3 separate regions of the Homo sapiens genome follow, and regions 2 and 3 are each linked to region 1. A link is a loop called in an ENCODE intact Hi-C map of the cell type or tissue named here. Cell type or tissue: dorsolateral prefrontal cortex. All regions are shown on one strand. Each heading gives the region's core, and the rest is flanking DNA. Links, peaks and the distances in the headings are about the cores only.

Region 1 (4,949 bases), core at 1-2,500:
CCTCCATCTCCCCTGGGGTTTGGCATATTTGACATGGAGCCCCATGCCAAGGGATGCAGCTGTTGGTGTCTGTCCAGTCCATTCAAGGCTAGCCTGCCCATGCACTGTGGCAGGGGTTGGATTGGAGGGAGAGAACAGAGTTGGGAAAAACAACAGGTTTGAGTCCTATAAAGCCATAATTTAACTCCAGTAGCTGATGTCAGACAAGCTTGTCCTATGTCCTATTTGAGTGGCAGCAGCGCCAGCCCAGCAAGAAGGCTGGGGGTTGTCAAGGTTGTCCCCAGACCTTGCTTGCAGTGGTTGGAGAACCCAGGGGGCTGCCTTGGGCCCTCTGGCCAGAGGGAAGCGGGCAGCTCTAGCCCTGGAGATTGTGGTCACATTGGGGCTTGTTTAGGATTGGAGGGCCAGGTCACCTCCCCAGCCACCCTCCCTTCTCTCCTCTGGGGTCCCCACTTTAGGGCGACTTTGCCCGAGGCCCACGCATCCATCCACTCCTTTAGTGCCTTGAATCTCATTCACAAGCAGCCCCCTCCCTTCCCCTCCCCTTCTCACTCTGTTGATGTAATCCTCCCACCCCCAGTGTCCATCCTAAGACAGGCATCAAAAGAGGCCCTAACTTTACTTCCCAAATGGTGCTTTTTAAAAAACACCATCACTACATTAGGGGCAATTTTTTCACACCTCCCTGTCTTCAGAATGTAAAGGGTGGGGATTATGTCTCTGTTTAATATGCAGCCCCCTGCACTGTGGGGTTTGGGGCATGTTCAGTAATAAGAATGAATACAATAGACAAAGGGGGTGTGATGAGTGTTAACTTGGTTGTTCCAGAGGTAAACCAGGTCTCAGGGAAGAGCCTGGAGCTGCTATTGCTTAGGAAGTTGTACGTGCCTTGAAATGTCCACTACCTGAGGACGCAGCATCTGGTGGGCCCGGGGCTGCTGGGGCCAAGGAGGGACCTTGACCTTCTGGTGCCTGCCCCTCCCCGGCCTATGTGCCATCCGCGTGACGCTAGGTCAGCGCTGCCGGTTCTTTACCAAATGTGCTTGCTTCTCCTAAGTTATTTATAAAGAGAAATCACTAATGGACTCTACTGGTTTGAGTGCTTCTGAGCTGGATGACCGACCGCCTGTATGTTTGTGTAATTAATTGCCATAATAAACTTTGATGAGTCACATGTGGTGTGGTGTTGCTGGGTTTGAGTGAAGACGTGGCTGCATGTGGGTGCCTTGAACTCTTCTGCAGCCTTCAGATCGTGCTCTCTGGAGGGGCCTCTGTGATTCACATCCCAAAGCCCCATCCGTCTGGATGTCAGCCCTCCCTTGCCCGCTCGCCCCAGGGCTGGCCCTGGGAGTATTTACCTTCCCTCTCCCGCTCTTCCGCTTTCTTTCTTAGCCGTTTTCCTATTGGAGCCTACGTTTGCCTGGTCCTGGACTGAGAGCAATGGCATGCAAGGCCACAGGATGCCACGAGGGGGCGTCTGGTCCTCAGCCTGCTCGGGAGGTGCTGCGTTCCTGCCACCTGCCGGGCTGGCGGGATGTCGGCGTGTGGGCCTGTCTGTGAGCCATCTAATTCTAACCTGGGCTTGCAGGATGGGCTCAGAGGAACAGCAGGCCGCTAAACTGGCTGCGGCACCAACAGTCTTCTAGGCCTTGGCCCAGCCTGCCTCCCTCCCCAGCGTCGCCTCTGCTGCTGAGCTGCCTATCCCGAGGCCAGGGAGGGCGTCTTCAGCTCAGCAGGAAGGGCAGCTTGGAGGGAGTCTGAAGACCAGGCTTCTAACAGTCCCTCATGTCAGCCCTCCGCCTCTCCTTCCCCGCAAGGTGACCGGGCGGCCACCTGTGGAGGATGCCTAGAGATGCCCTGAAGTCGCTATGGCTGCAGGCTGTACTGTGCTTTCAGGCGCATTATGTCCTGGAGTCCTCGCAACAGCCCTTTCATCCCCAGTTTAAATGGGAGGAAACCACAGGGCAGGTGGTTCGGTGAGCGGGTTGCACAGCCTTAGGAGGAGGTGGGACTTGGACTGGGTCGGTTGGATTTCAGAGGCTGCAGGGGCTCCTTCCCCCTGCCTTGGTGGTGCCAGAAGTGCCTCCCGAGGACAGAGCTGAGAGTCTCTGGGCTCTGGTCAAACGTTTACTGCCCTTCACCCCCAGCTGAACTCTGGCTTTGCCTTGCAGGTGTCCAAGGCTGAGGACACAGGACATCAGGGACAGCTGGAAGCAATTTGGCTTTGTAGGAAGAGGCTGCAAATCTCCCTCTAGGCGCATAGTCAGGTCACCTGCCTTGGGTTGGTGCCAGAGTGGTGGCAGGGGGCACGGAGGGGCTGACTTTCTAAGAAAGGACCATCATGAGCTGCCTCAGCTGGTCAGCCCGCGTGTCCCACCCTGTGCTCTTTGCTTCCCCCTCTCCCTGGCCACCTCACCTCAGAGGGCAGCACACACAGGCGCTCCTCACGCCTCCCTCCCTGCATCCCTGGGAGATCACTGGCTGCTTTTCACCAGACTACAGTGGGCCTCCCGCTGCAGGGGGACAGACCCTGAGCATCAAATTTAGAGTCTCAAGAGATTCCTAGCTTAGGACACTTTGCTCTGCTGGATGTGGTGAGGCCATATAAATGTCATGTCCTTACAGCTCTCTGTTCCGCTCTGTACTCCCAGATCCCTGGGTGCATGATAACTTTTTTTTTTTTGAGACAGAATCTCACTCATCTGGCTCCCAGGCTGGAGTGTATTGGCGCCATCTCAGCTCACTGCAACCTCCGCCTCCCGGGTTCAAGTGATTCTCCTGCCTCAGCCTCTTGAGTAGCTGGGATTACAGGTGTGTGCCACCATGCCTGGCTAATTATTTGTATATATATGGTTTTTTTGGAAAAAAAAAAAAAAAGCCTGTTGCCCAGGCTGGAGTGCAATGGCAAGATCATGGCTCACTGCAGCCTTAAACTCCTGGCCTCAAGTGATCCTCCTGCACCAGCCTCATGAATAACAGACTATAGGCATGTGCTACCATGCTCAGCTAATTAAAAAACTCCTTTTTTTGGTAGAGCTGGGGTCTCACTTTGTTGCCCAGGCTGGTCTGGAACTCCTGGCTTCAAGCAATCCTTCCACCTTGGTCTCCCAAAGTGCTGGGATTACAGGCACGAGCCACCATGCTTGGGCACATGGCAGTGTGAAAGCTAGACTTTTTGGTCCTTGGTATCCTTGACCTAATGTGCTAGAATCAGGGGTTGCACGCCCACTCATTGGCCAGGTCACATGATTTACGCAGGAACATAATTTACGGAATGGGCAGGGTTTGAGGGACACACAGGTGAGTGGAAGGGCTGGCCCTGCTCTAGCAGGTTGCTGGGATGCAGGAACGGGGAGGTTGTCCAGGTCACGGCAGCGCGTCCTCTACCAAGGGATGTGGACACCAGCCCCCGAGCACTGGCTGGGGGAGCAGTGGGTTGCCTTCACCAGCCAAGGCAGGAACTTGACAATGGCACGTTGAAGACTAAAGTGCTTCTATTCCATCGCATCACCAAACATCTTTTTGAAATGCATCACCCAAGTCAGCCAACCCTTGAAAAACAGTTTTCTAAAGGCTCATTTCTCCTCAACTAAACTCTTTATTTTTGGTTTGGTTTTTAAGTAGGCCATGGTTGCTTTGAGGCCACTGTATGGTGGCCAAACTATAGATGAAAGAGCTTTTATTAAAAAAGGCACTGATGGGAGACACTGGCTGCCCCCGAACCTTTGCCCTCCCTAAGAGCAGCCTCTCAGTTCCCTTTTGAGGAGCCCCCTCACCTCCACCAGATATGGGAAGACAAATGGGGTCCCTGTTTCTGGATTCCCAGCATGGTCGGGGGAAGATCTGTGACCTGGGCTTGGCCACGGGGGCTCTCAGAAGGCAAGGCCTGGTTGGAGGGTGTTGGTGGGGGCAGAAAGCTGAGCAGATTCTGGGAGCAGCCCACCCCATATCCTAGTAACTCCCTTTTGCTCTTCCAGACTTATTATGCGGCTTGGACCATTGATGCCTGTGCTCCCAGGAGATACAGCATCAAATGGCGTGGAGAAAGGACCTGTCTTAGGATGTGTTCCCATGTTGCTTCACCTTCTTAGGGAGCCGCCGCAGTGAGCTGCGCCTGGCCTCTCCCTTGATCAGACCCGAGGCTCCTGGGTAGACCTCCTCTTCTCACTTGCAGTTAAGGAAGCCGAGGCCCCATGGGATTAGGTGTACGTCCAAGATCTCCAAGTACTAGAGGAGTCTGTTTTCGTCAAGGGAGTTATTCAAACCAAAGGAACATGACCAGCCCCATCTCTGACTCTTGGGTTAGAAGATGAACTGTGATGGACTGAAACTACCTCAGCTTGGGACTTTTAATTGCTGGGTGAAGCAAAAAACCAAGTTGGTTAAGGTTTACTAGGCGCCCCTTTGTGCCGGGCCCTGGGTGGCACTGGTGCCCTGTGGGCTTGACAGCCAGTGGAAAGGAAGGTGTCTTTAGATGAGGGGGTTGGGGAGGGGAGTCATAAGACAGAGGGAGTGGGGTGACGCTGTGGGTCAGGGTGGTGCCCACCCAGACCCCTGGCTGGCAGCTGCGGTGAATGTGCAGAGCTGTCTTTGTGCTCAGGTGAGCAGCCTCTGACCACCACGGCTGCAGAGGTCTCCGGGAGTCCCCTTCCTGTCCTCCCCAGAGGGATCCGCAGGGGTGGATGCTGCACAGAAGAGGCCAAAGCGCTCGATTTGTCAGGAAGGAGGAAAAGCACTACTTACAAAAAACTATTCAAAATGCACTCGCCCAGCTGTGAGCTTCCTTGTCACTCCTTACCAGGGACAGAGTCTGAGGAGAAAGCCGATTTCACTGAGACGCCGCTCCCCAGCGGGCAGGGAAAGGGGGCCCCCTTCAGACACCCCCGAGTCTCTAGTTGGAAGGCTGCTTGTTTTGGGGCTCTGCCCACCACAGCTTCCACAAGTGGAGG
Region 2 (4,004 bases), core at 1,409-3,908, 210 kb after region 1:
GTAGGAGGCCCGGAGAAGTGGCTGGGCCCTGGGCCAGGGCTGTAGGAGCAGAAAGGTCTCAGATCGGGAGCTCAGAGAGGAGTTGGCAGGTGGGTAGTGGCCCACCTGCTGCACACGGAAGTGTTCAGGGGCGTCTAGGAGCTCCAGGGCTGCCGGCAGGTAGACAGGGTCCAGGGGAGCCTGGCCACAGTCCACTGAAGAGGCATAAGAGGGAGAGATGATGACAGCTCCAGAGCTGGCAGGGGCTGACCCGGGTGCCATGCTGGGGCACAGTAGTTGTGGGCAAGGGAGGGAGAAAAGGGCTGTAAATGTCCCTTCCCCTCTCACCACCATTTCACAGATGAGGTCACTGAGGCTTAAAGAGCCTCACACAGGTAGTATGTAGCAAAGCCAGGATTCGAATCTGAGTCCAGGACTGGATGCTTCCCAGCTATTCCTTCTACTTTCCACAGACCTTGGCCTTCTTCTCGCCAACAGCCTTCTCAATGTCTCCTTTTCCCCAACTCCTGCCCTCCATCTACTCGCCTCTGATACCAAGGCACTTCTGGGGTGCAACCGTCGGCAGACTGGGCCAGTGTAGTAAAATATGGTAATGAAGTGAGCTTTCTCTGCCCTGAATCCTTGGCCAGGCTCTGCTGGGCATCCACCCCTCCTCCCCCATCATTGCCATGGCAACCTGCACCATCTTTCCAAGCTTGCTCCCTTCTTCCCTGAACCGACTGGTATCGAGTGCAAGTGTGGGATGGGCGGGCGCGGAAGGTGCTGAAGAGGTCTGTGAAGGCACTTGCTTGCCCTGGGGGTGGGGTGGGGACCAGGAGCCTGGGGAAGACAGTCAAAATAGTCAATCATCAGAAGGACAAAGGAGCACTAAGCCATATTGGTTTGCTCTAACTATGAGCACTAATAATAATAATTAGCATTTTGTGAATGCTATATGCAGGTGAGAATTTAAATACTGTATGTATATGAACTCTTTGAGTCTTTGTAATAATTCTGTGAACCAGGTTCTATTATGATGAATCCCATTTTGTGGATGTAGAAAATGAGGCCGAGAGGTTAAGGTATTTGCCTGTGGTTCCACAGCTGGAGAGTGAAGGAGCTGGGGGTTGATCCCAGGTATTAGCCACTAGACCATCCGGCGTCTCCACCTGCCACTTCTCTCTCCACTCTCCACTGCCACGGTGCACCCTGCAGGCTTCATGCCCTGGAGCGCACCTCCTCTCCTCTGCTCTGCCCGGTGGCACCTCCCTCCTCATTCAGGGCCATGAGTGAATACTGCCTCCTTCTGAAGGAAGCCCTCCTTGGTTACTCACCTTCCCACCAGTCTCCTGTCTTTTGCAACCCTGGGTGCCTCCTCTGAATTAGTAATCTTCCTATAAACAAGGGACCCTGTCTTGCTCATCCTGGAATTCCCCCAAACTAGGAAGCGCTCCCTAGAGAGGATTTCCTGGGAGCCTGGAGACCTGAATTTAAATTGATGAAACTTGGGTCAGGCATTAACATTTTGAAGCCTGTTTCCTCACTTGTAAAAGGGGCAGGAGCATTAGGTGGCACTGTGGACAGGACAGGGCTGTGTAAACTGTGGAGTGCTGTCTGGAGGGAGCAGGCATTATTGCTGCTGCATAATGGATTTGACAAGGTTTTCCTCCTCTCTCTATTAGGACTCCCATGGCGTCCCTCGGGATGGGGAGCAGGTGGCTGAAAGCAACCCCACAGCTAGCTCCCTCTCAGCCCCACAGCTGGACTGTGGGTGGGGGTGGGGGAATTGGTTTCAACCTCCTTCCTGGCCCTCCCCACCAAGGAGCATATGACTGACAGGCTCTCCCTGCCCCCTGCCCCAAGCGTAACAAGTGACCACTGCTCTCTGGGGGCAGCCACTGGCTTCAGGTTCGCCTCCTACTCCATTGCCTCCATAATTACAAGATGCTCTTAGCCTGACTCCCACGGACTCCCATCACCCAGCGCTCGGCTCTCTCGGTGGGGAGGGCAGAGAATGTTTCACTGTCCCTCTGTCTTCTGTGGCATCCTTTGCCTTGCAGCCACAGCCCAGCTAGCCCAGGCCAAGGGAGTCCGACCCCCACCCCGAAGCACAGGGAAGTTGCTGCCCTTTCCCGCAGTGACAGGAATCCTCTCAAAGGTTCTGGAAGGCAAGGATGCGGCCATCCCTGGAGACGCCAAGGTCAGGGAGCCCTGGGGGAAGGGGGAGGGAGGGCTTGCGTCTGTTGCAGGTCCCAGGCAAAGGGGCTGCTTTCCACTCCCGAGGGGGGTGGGTTGGTGGCGGCGGAAGGAGGCTAGGAGGGTGCAGCGCTACAGACCACAGTGAGGGAGTGGGGATGACGCTAGTGCGCCCGGGACCGGGGCCGCCGGGTTCGATGCCCGGGCTGAGGGGTCCCTCGCAGAAGGTGCGGGACGGGGAAGCCCCTGCGCCGGGCTGCCCCGGGTCAGGAAGGAGTTGCCGGGTCGTGCAAGGTGAAGGAAGCCTTAGGGGCGAGTGGCTGGGGGCAGGTTCCCGAGGGCAAGAACTCTCCGACCTTCAGGGCGCTGCGGGGCGACCCCGCTCAGGGTTCAGTCCGAGAACCCAAAGGTTGGTGGCTCCCGGGCATCACTCGCTCCCACTCGGCCGGGCCCGGCCGCCCCTCGCCCCGGCCCTCCCCTCCCGCTGACCTCTCACGACGTCCAGGGCGAGGGCCACCAGGAGGCAGAGCCAGGGGCCGTAGGGCCCCCGAGGGGCCGCTGTTGTGCGACCGGCCATCCGCGCGCACATCCTTCCCACAGAAGGCGGGGACGAGGCGGGCGGCTCAGGTGGCCCCAGTCCCGCACGGCATCTCCCGCACCCGCTCCGCGCCGTCCCCACCTGGCCCGCTGGGTCCCGGCCGCCGCCGCCGCCGCCGCCGCCCGCCCCGCGGCTGCAATTCCCAGACAATGGAGCGGGAGCAGTGGGGTGGGAGGGAGCGAATCGCAGCACATGGGCTGCCCCCTCCGCCCCGCCGGGTCCTAGTGCCCTACGGATCCCCAATCCCTGCGCGCTCAGGCGACCGAGGTCGGGAAGAGGGCCACGTCCCTGGAAGCAACAGAGGACGGCCGCCTCTGCCAGGAGGGACTCGGTGAGTTCTGTGTGGCTCCCTCACGGAAGCTTCTGATCAGGGAAGAAAAAGCCACTTTCTCTGCCTCACCCACCCCCACAAGCAGCTCACTTGTGAAGGCATCTGACACCTGAGTCAGAACCAGAATTCAGGGACACATGGGACGGGAGCTGCAGGGACAGGAAAGGAGGGAGGGGGTCAAACGGGGCCAGATGCCAACCACCTGAGCCTGCCCTGACAGAGCTAGGCCACCGCCGTGGAGGAAGGGCTCTAGGTGCAGGCAGCTCTAGTCTCTTGACCAGCTCCACCTGGGCAGCGTCCTGCAGCGCTTAGGAGGGTTGAGGGTTGCCCAACACTCCCGAGGGAAGGCCAGCCTCAAGGGTCCTGACCCAGTGTTGCCTACCAGGCAGTTTGGGGAGAGGCCCAGAGCAGGGGCCCCAGCTGCACACTCTCATGCCCTGGGCAGCTTACAAAGAAAAAATTATGTCTGAGGCCCTCCGCAAAATTGGTCCAGCCTGTGGGCCGACTGGAAACCTTGGCACAGGAAAGTCCTCAGGTGGGTGGTGAAGGGGAGGGCAGGCAAGTCTTCTCCAGGCTGCCCACCCACCTCAGCACACTGCAGGGAAGGGGTGACCCCTCTGCCCAGCAAGCACACGCATTTCCAGCAGTGCCAGTCGTTCCTACGTTTTGTAATGGGGGCATGCTTTCCTAATTCCTTGTGCTCCTGGAGGGAAGGGTACCTGGTACCAGCCTGCCTTTTCAGCTCTCCCCTCTGCCAGCTTCACACTGCCCCCACAGGGAGAAATTGGGAGGCGGAGCTGCACTACAGAAATGGGTTTAGCAGTAGAGGAGACATGGAAGCAATCCAGACTTGGAGTAAATACATTTTATTCAGAACAAGATAATAAAATAGCGTGCACT
Region 3 (4,004 bases), core at 1,409-3,908, 350 kb after region 1:
TTTGTCCTTGCTGTTCTCTCAGTGGTGGCCACTGTCCCCACTCTTATTTGCTGCTCATATTTGTTATAAAGTTATAGTCTCACGTAATCCACATTGCACATCTGGCCACTGGCCAGCTCAGGAAACACAGAGAGCTTTCTCACGCTTGGACTGATACACTACATGGGAATGCAGGACTATTGTGTCACCAGGCACAGTCCCCAGCCATCTTTATGTTGTGGCTCCATGCTGTCTGAATATGGGACATCTCTAGTGACCTTGTAGTCTCTAATTCCTCTTAATGGACCTGTGGTTTTTGGCCTACACACTTCCTGAGGGATTTGGTCAGCAGAGGAGAGAGGGAAGCAATCCCAGCTTGGGGCTAACCTCTCTCTTTTTCTCCCTCTCTCTCCCCCAACTCCTCCCCTCAGTTCTGAAATGTCTCTAGTCTCCTTTATATGGCAAGAAAACTGGTCCTAAATCTTCAAGTACATTTCCTCCAACTCTATACTTAATGATCTTAAACTGAAAGCTCTAAATCCTCGAGTCTCCTTTCTTGATTGTAAAAGCCAAAGCTTGTTGTACCCCTTACACCAACTCTGCACTGGCATGATCCTGAGAGTGAATGTCCCCTTGAATGGCACCTCCCTTGCCCCACCCTCATTCCAGTGTTGTGGTCACGGCACTTAGCTACCACGTGGACCACCCTTCCTTTGGGAAGACTTCACAGAAGGGGCAACGTTTAAATAGGGCCTTAAAGGAGGAGGGGGAGTTTGTTGGGTGAAGAAGAAGTGAGTGTGTTGAGGAATGCAGCCCTGCCTTAGTTTTGGGGATGAAGAAACAGAAGGAAGGAGGAAAAGGGGTTGGTGGGAAGCACTTAGGTTTGTACTAAGGGGAGACCAAGTGGTGAGAACACGGACTCTGACGTCACATGGAACTAGGTTTGGATCCCAGTTTTGCTCCTAACTAGCTCGGTGGCCTTGGGCATATAATTTAACACCTTTAAGCTTCAGTGTCCTTAGTTGTGGAGTGGGGATATGAAGGCATGTTTGTTTGAACCGAGATGGGGACAGAGTAAGTGTAAGGATTACACCACACAGAGCGAGGCACCCAGAGGTGCCCTTTTGTGACAGTGGGATAGTTACCCAGGTCCTCTGATAAACATGGGATGACCCTTGGAAGCCCCTGAGGTTAAAAAGAAAAAGTCATTGCAACAAGACCAGCTCAAAATTTAAGCCACATGGTTTATTTCCTTCTGTGGTGTGGATGAGACAAGCCATCTCATCTACCAGGCCTGGTGAACACCAGGCTGACAGTGTCTCCTTGTCCCCTGGAGACGAAGCCCAGGTCCTGTGGTAACCTTCTGTGGTAGCCTTGTCCTTGGGCTATGGGGGTGGGGAAGGGAGTGCTGAGAGGCACAGGGAGGTCCCAAACTGCCACTGCTGTGCCCCTGTCGATGCTGACTGTGGTGGTGCCTCAGGAGTGGGCTGGCGGCAGCTCTCCCCTGCAACCTCCCCTCCATTGGGAGATGGTAGGGGGTGGGGGGCGGGGCCAATGCTGACTTCATATTACAGACAAGGAAAATGAGGGTTTCCAGGAAGCAGGGGGACAATGCCTGGCCTAGACCCAGGACTTCAGGGAGCCTGGGGAGCTGGAAGGGCCTGATGAACCTTATCTGGTTCAACACTCTAGTTTCCAAATAGGAAACCTGAGTTCCATGGATGTGGCAACAGATGACAAAGGACAGAGCTGATCTTGGGGCCAGGAGACCTGCGGCCAGGCCACTACCCTGCTGTGAGGCCTTGGCCTGGTATCGGCACCTCTGTGGAATGCCAGAGTCAGACTCTTCCATTCTGGAGGATTCCGGGCTCTCTGACCTTCCCGAGGCCCGAGGGTCAGGGCAGGCCTCGAACCTGAGTCTCCAATGAGGCCAGGATTTCCCCAATGAGCAGAGAAATGCTTAGATGCACAAGGTGGGTGTCCTGGAAGGGTGACAGGGCTCAGGGAGCTGAAGGACACACACCCCTGACGTCAGCCCGGTGTCTTTTAGAAAGAAAGCACTGGGGAAAGTGTGGGAGAGATGTCCCTGGGGACACTTCACTCAGATGCCGGAGTATGTGTAGATGTGGTGAGGGAGGGCAGCTGGGATGGGGCTGGCCCCTGATGAACAAGGTGGGGGTGGGGAGAGGCTGGGCCCAGAGGGAAAAGGCTGGACTCCACCCGCAGGTGCCACATCTGCTACTCAGACGACTCCTTGGGCATATGCCACATTGTCATAGGCAGGGGGCGCAGAGGCTGCCGGGCTGGGGATGTTGAAGTCTGCGCTGAAGGCGTTTGGCAGGAAGATCACAGGCTGCAAAGAAAACAGCACTGAGCGTCCTGGAGGACGCTGGAGCTTCAGGGTAGTGGTTCAATAGTGCCCCCTTGTGGGTAATCTGAGAACAGCGCCCTGGTACTGAATTCCGCAAGTCTGAATCGCATGCTCAGGGCTCTCCGTGCAACCAATATTTCAAACAACATTTACTGGGGCCAGCTATGATCCAGGCATTGGGAGTACAGCAGTGAACAAAACAGACAAAAGTCCCATTTCTCCAGGCGCTAACGTTCTGCTGTTCTTTTTTTTCTTTTCTTTTTTTTTTTGAGACAGAGTTTTGCTCTTGTTGCCCAGGCTGGAGTGCAATGGCGTGATCTCGGCTCACTGCAACCTCCGCCTCTTGGGTTCAAGCTATTCTCCTGCCTCAGCCTCCCGAGTAGCTGGGATTATAGGCGCCTGCCACCATGCCCAGGTAATTTTTTGTATTTTTAGTAGAGACGGGGTTTCATCATGTTGGCCAGGCTGGTCTTGAACTCCTGACCTCAGATGATCTGCCCGCCTCGGCCTCCCAAAGTGCCGGGGTTACAGGCATGAGCCACCACGTCCGGCTCTGCTGTTCTTTCTCTCCCGACTGCCCTGGCCTGGTTCAGGACTTCGCTCTCTCTTGCCTGCACCGTGGCACCAGCCTCCTTGCAGCTTCCTGGCCTCGAGCCCCGCTTGTCCACCCTCTCCACCTTCCGGCACTGGACAAATCCTCTTGACTGATTTCCCTCAACCAGCTCACTCCCCTGCTCAGACCTTCAATCCCCTCACCCTCAATGCATCCCATCGTGCACCTGCCAAGGGCACCCCACCCTGTGGCCTGCATTTGCCTGCCCGAGGCAGCCTTTGCTCCAACTGGTTCCCCTGCCTTGAACACTCCCTCCAGCCCCTTTCTGTCATCACTGTCCTCCATTTTTTTTGGAAATCAAAGCTTAATTTCCATCTCTATCATGCTGCCCTCCCTGATGCCCCTGTCTCCCATGTGGCCTGGGAACTCCAAAAAGTCTCACTCCTCTGGGTGCAGCACTGCCCCCATGCCCTGAGCCTGGGCCTTCTATTCTGCAAGGCTGCCTGTGGGGCTGCACAGAGCAGTGGCCCTGTGGGTGCTGGTGCACCCAGTGCCACGGGGAGAGCAGTCCTGTCTTCACTGACCTGCGAAGACGTCTTTGGTTTTGTTTTGGTTTTAGAGACAGCCTTCCTCTGTCACCCAGGCTGAAGGGCAGTGGTGTGATCATAGCTCACTGCAGCCTCAACCTCCTGGGCTCAAGCGATCCTCCTGCCTCAGCCTCCCAACTAGCTAGGAGTACAGGCACGTACCATCACACATGGCTAATTAAAAATACATTTTTTTTTGTAGCGATAGGATCTTTTTATGTTGCCCAGGCTTGTCTCAAACTCCAGGGCTCAAGAGATCCTCCCATCTCATTTTTCAAAGTGCTGGGGTTATGGGTGTGAGTCACCATGCCCAGCCCAAAGACTTCTTTGGGCCCCCTGACATGGATGGGACACCCTTCCTAGCGCTGTCTCTTCTTATTGCTTCCCAGAGTGCAGAGGGAGGGGTCTGGAGGCAGAGCGCGCTCCCAGCCAACTGCCTTCCACACAGGCTCAGCTCAGGTTTAGTGGACGTGGGGGTGGGGGTGGGGGTACTCACTGCACTGGCCTGGGCATG

Evidence for each region. A loop is a pair of places that touch in the nucleus more often than their neighbours do. Peaks named below come from ENCODE experiments on the same cell type or tissue, not always from the same donor. Only the 100,000 strongest peaks of a DNase experiment are listed, where the experiment ranks them.
Region 2: a loop joins it to region 1, with 2.8 times the contacts of the local background. A loop is called at or near these places in 36 of 110 quality-filtered maps.
Region 3: it touches region 1 in a loop (2.2-fold over the local background); 18 of 110 quality-filtered maps call a loop at or near these places.

What each region holds. Positions count from the first base shown.
Region 1 is chr11:61,126,482-61,131,430 of GRCh38, reverse strand. VPS37C (VPS37C subunit of ESCRT-I) reads left to right here. Exons shown (of 5, transcript NM_017966.5): 5 at 1-1,174. CD5 (CD5 molecule) reads right to left here. Exons shown (of 11, transcript NM_014207.4): 11 at 3,579-4,949. Among named protein-coding and RNA genes, the nearest start is that of CD5, 26 kb to the right of the region's middle. RefSeq lists an enhancer at 1,340-1,634. In dorsolateral prefrontal cortex, for the core only: CTCF peaks have their summits at 1,278 and 1,480; DNase peaks (open chromatin) are centred at 1,490 and 1,757; H3K4me3 peaks cover 300 bases; H3K27ac peaks cover 1,014 bases.
Region 2 is chr11:60,923,394-60,927,397 of GRCh38, reverse strand. It overlaps TMEM132A (transmembrane protein 132A), which reads right to left and starts at 2,938. Exons shown (of 11, transcript NM_178031.3): 1 at 2,665-2,938; 2 at 1-194. The coding sequence starts at 2,764. LOC124902676 (a long non-coding RNA gene) reads left to right here and starts at 2,001. Exons shown (of 2, transcript XR_007062688.1): 1 at 2,001-2,179. TMEM109 (transmembrane protein 109) reads right to left here. Exons shown (of 4, transcript NM_024092.3): 4 at 3,955-4,004. RefSeq lists silencers at 2,293-2,362, 2,403-2,622, 2,683-3,042. In dorsolateral prefrontal cortex, for the core only: a CTCF peak has its summit at 2,926; a DNase peak (open chromatin) is centred at 2,977; H3K4me3 peaks cover 2,471 bases; H3K27ac peaks cover 2,472 bases.
Region 3 is chr11:60,773,933-60,777,936 of GRCh38, reverse strand. It overlaps MS4A15 (membrane spanning 4-domains A15), which reads right to left. Exons shown (of 7, transcript NM_001098835.2): 6 at 3,987-4,004; 7 at 1,204-2,332. The coding sequence ends at 2,222. Among named protein-coding and RNA genes, the nearest start is that of MS4A10, 9.4 kb to the left of the region's middle. RefSeq lists enhancers at 1,606-2,235, 2,236-2,865, 2,866-3,497 and a silencer at 2,380-2,499. In dorsolateral prefrontal cortex, for the core only: CTCF peaks have their summits at 2,202 and 2,403 (motif pointing left); DNase peaks (open chromatin) are centred at 2,406 and 2,954; H3K4me3 peaks cover 766 bases; H3K27ac peaks cover 724 bases.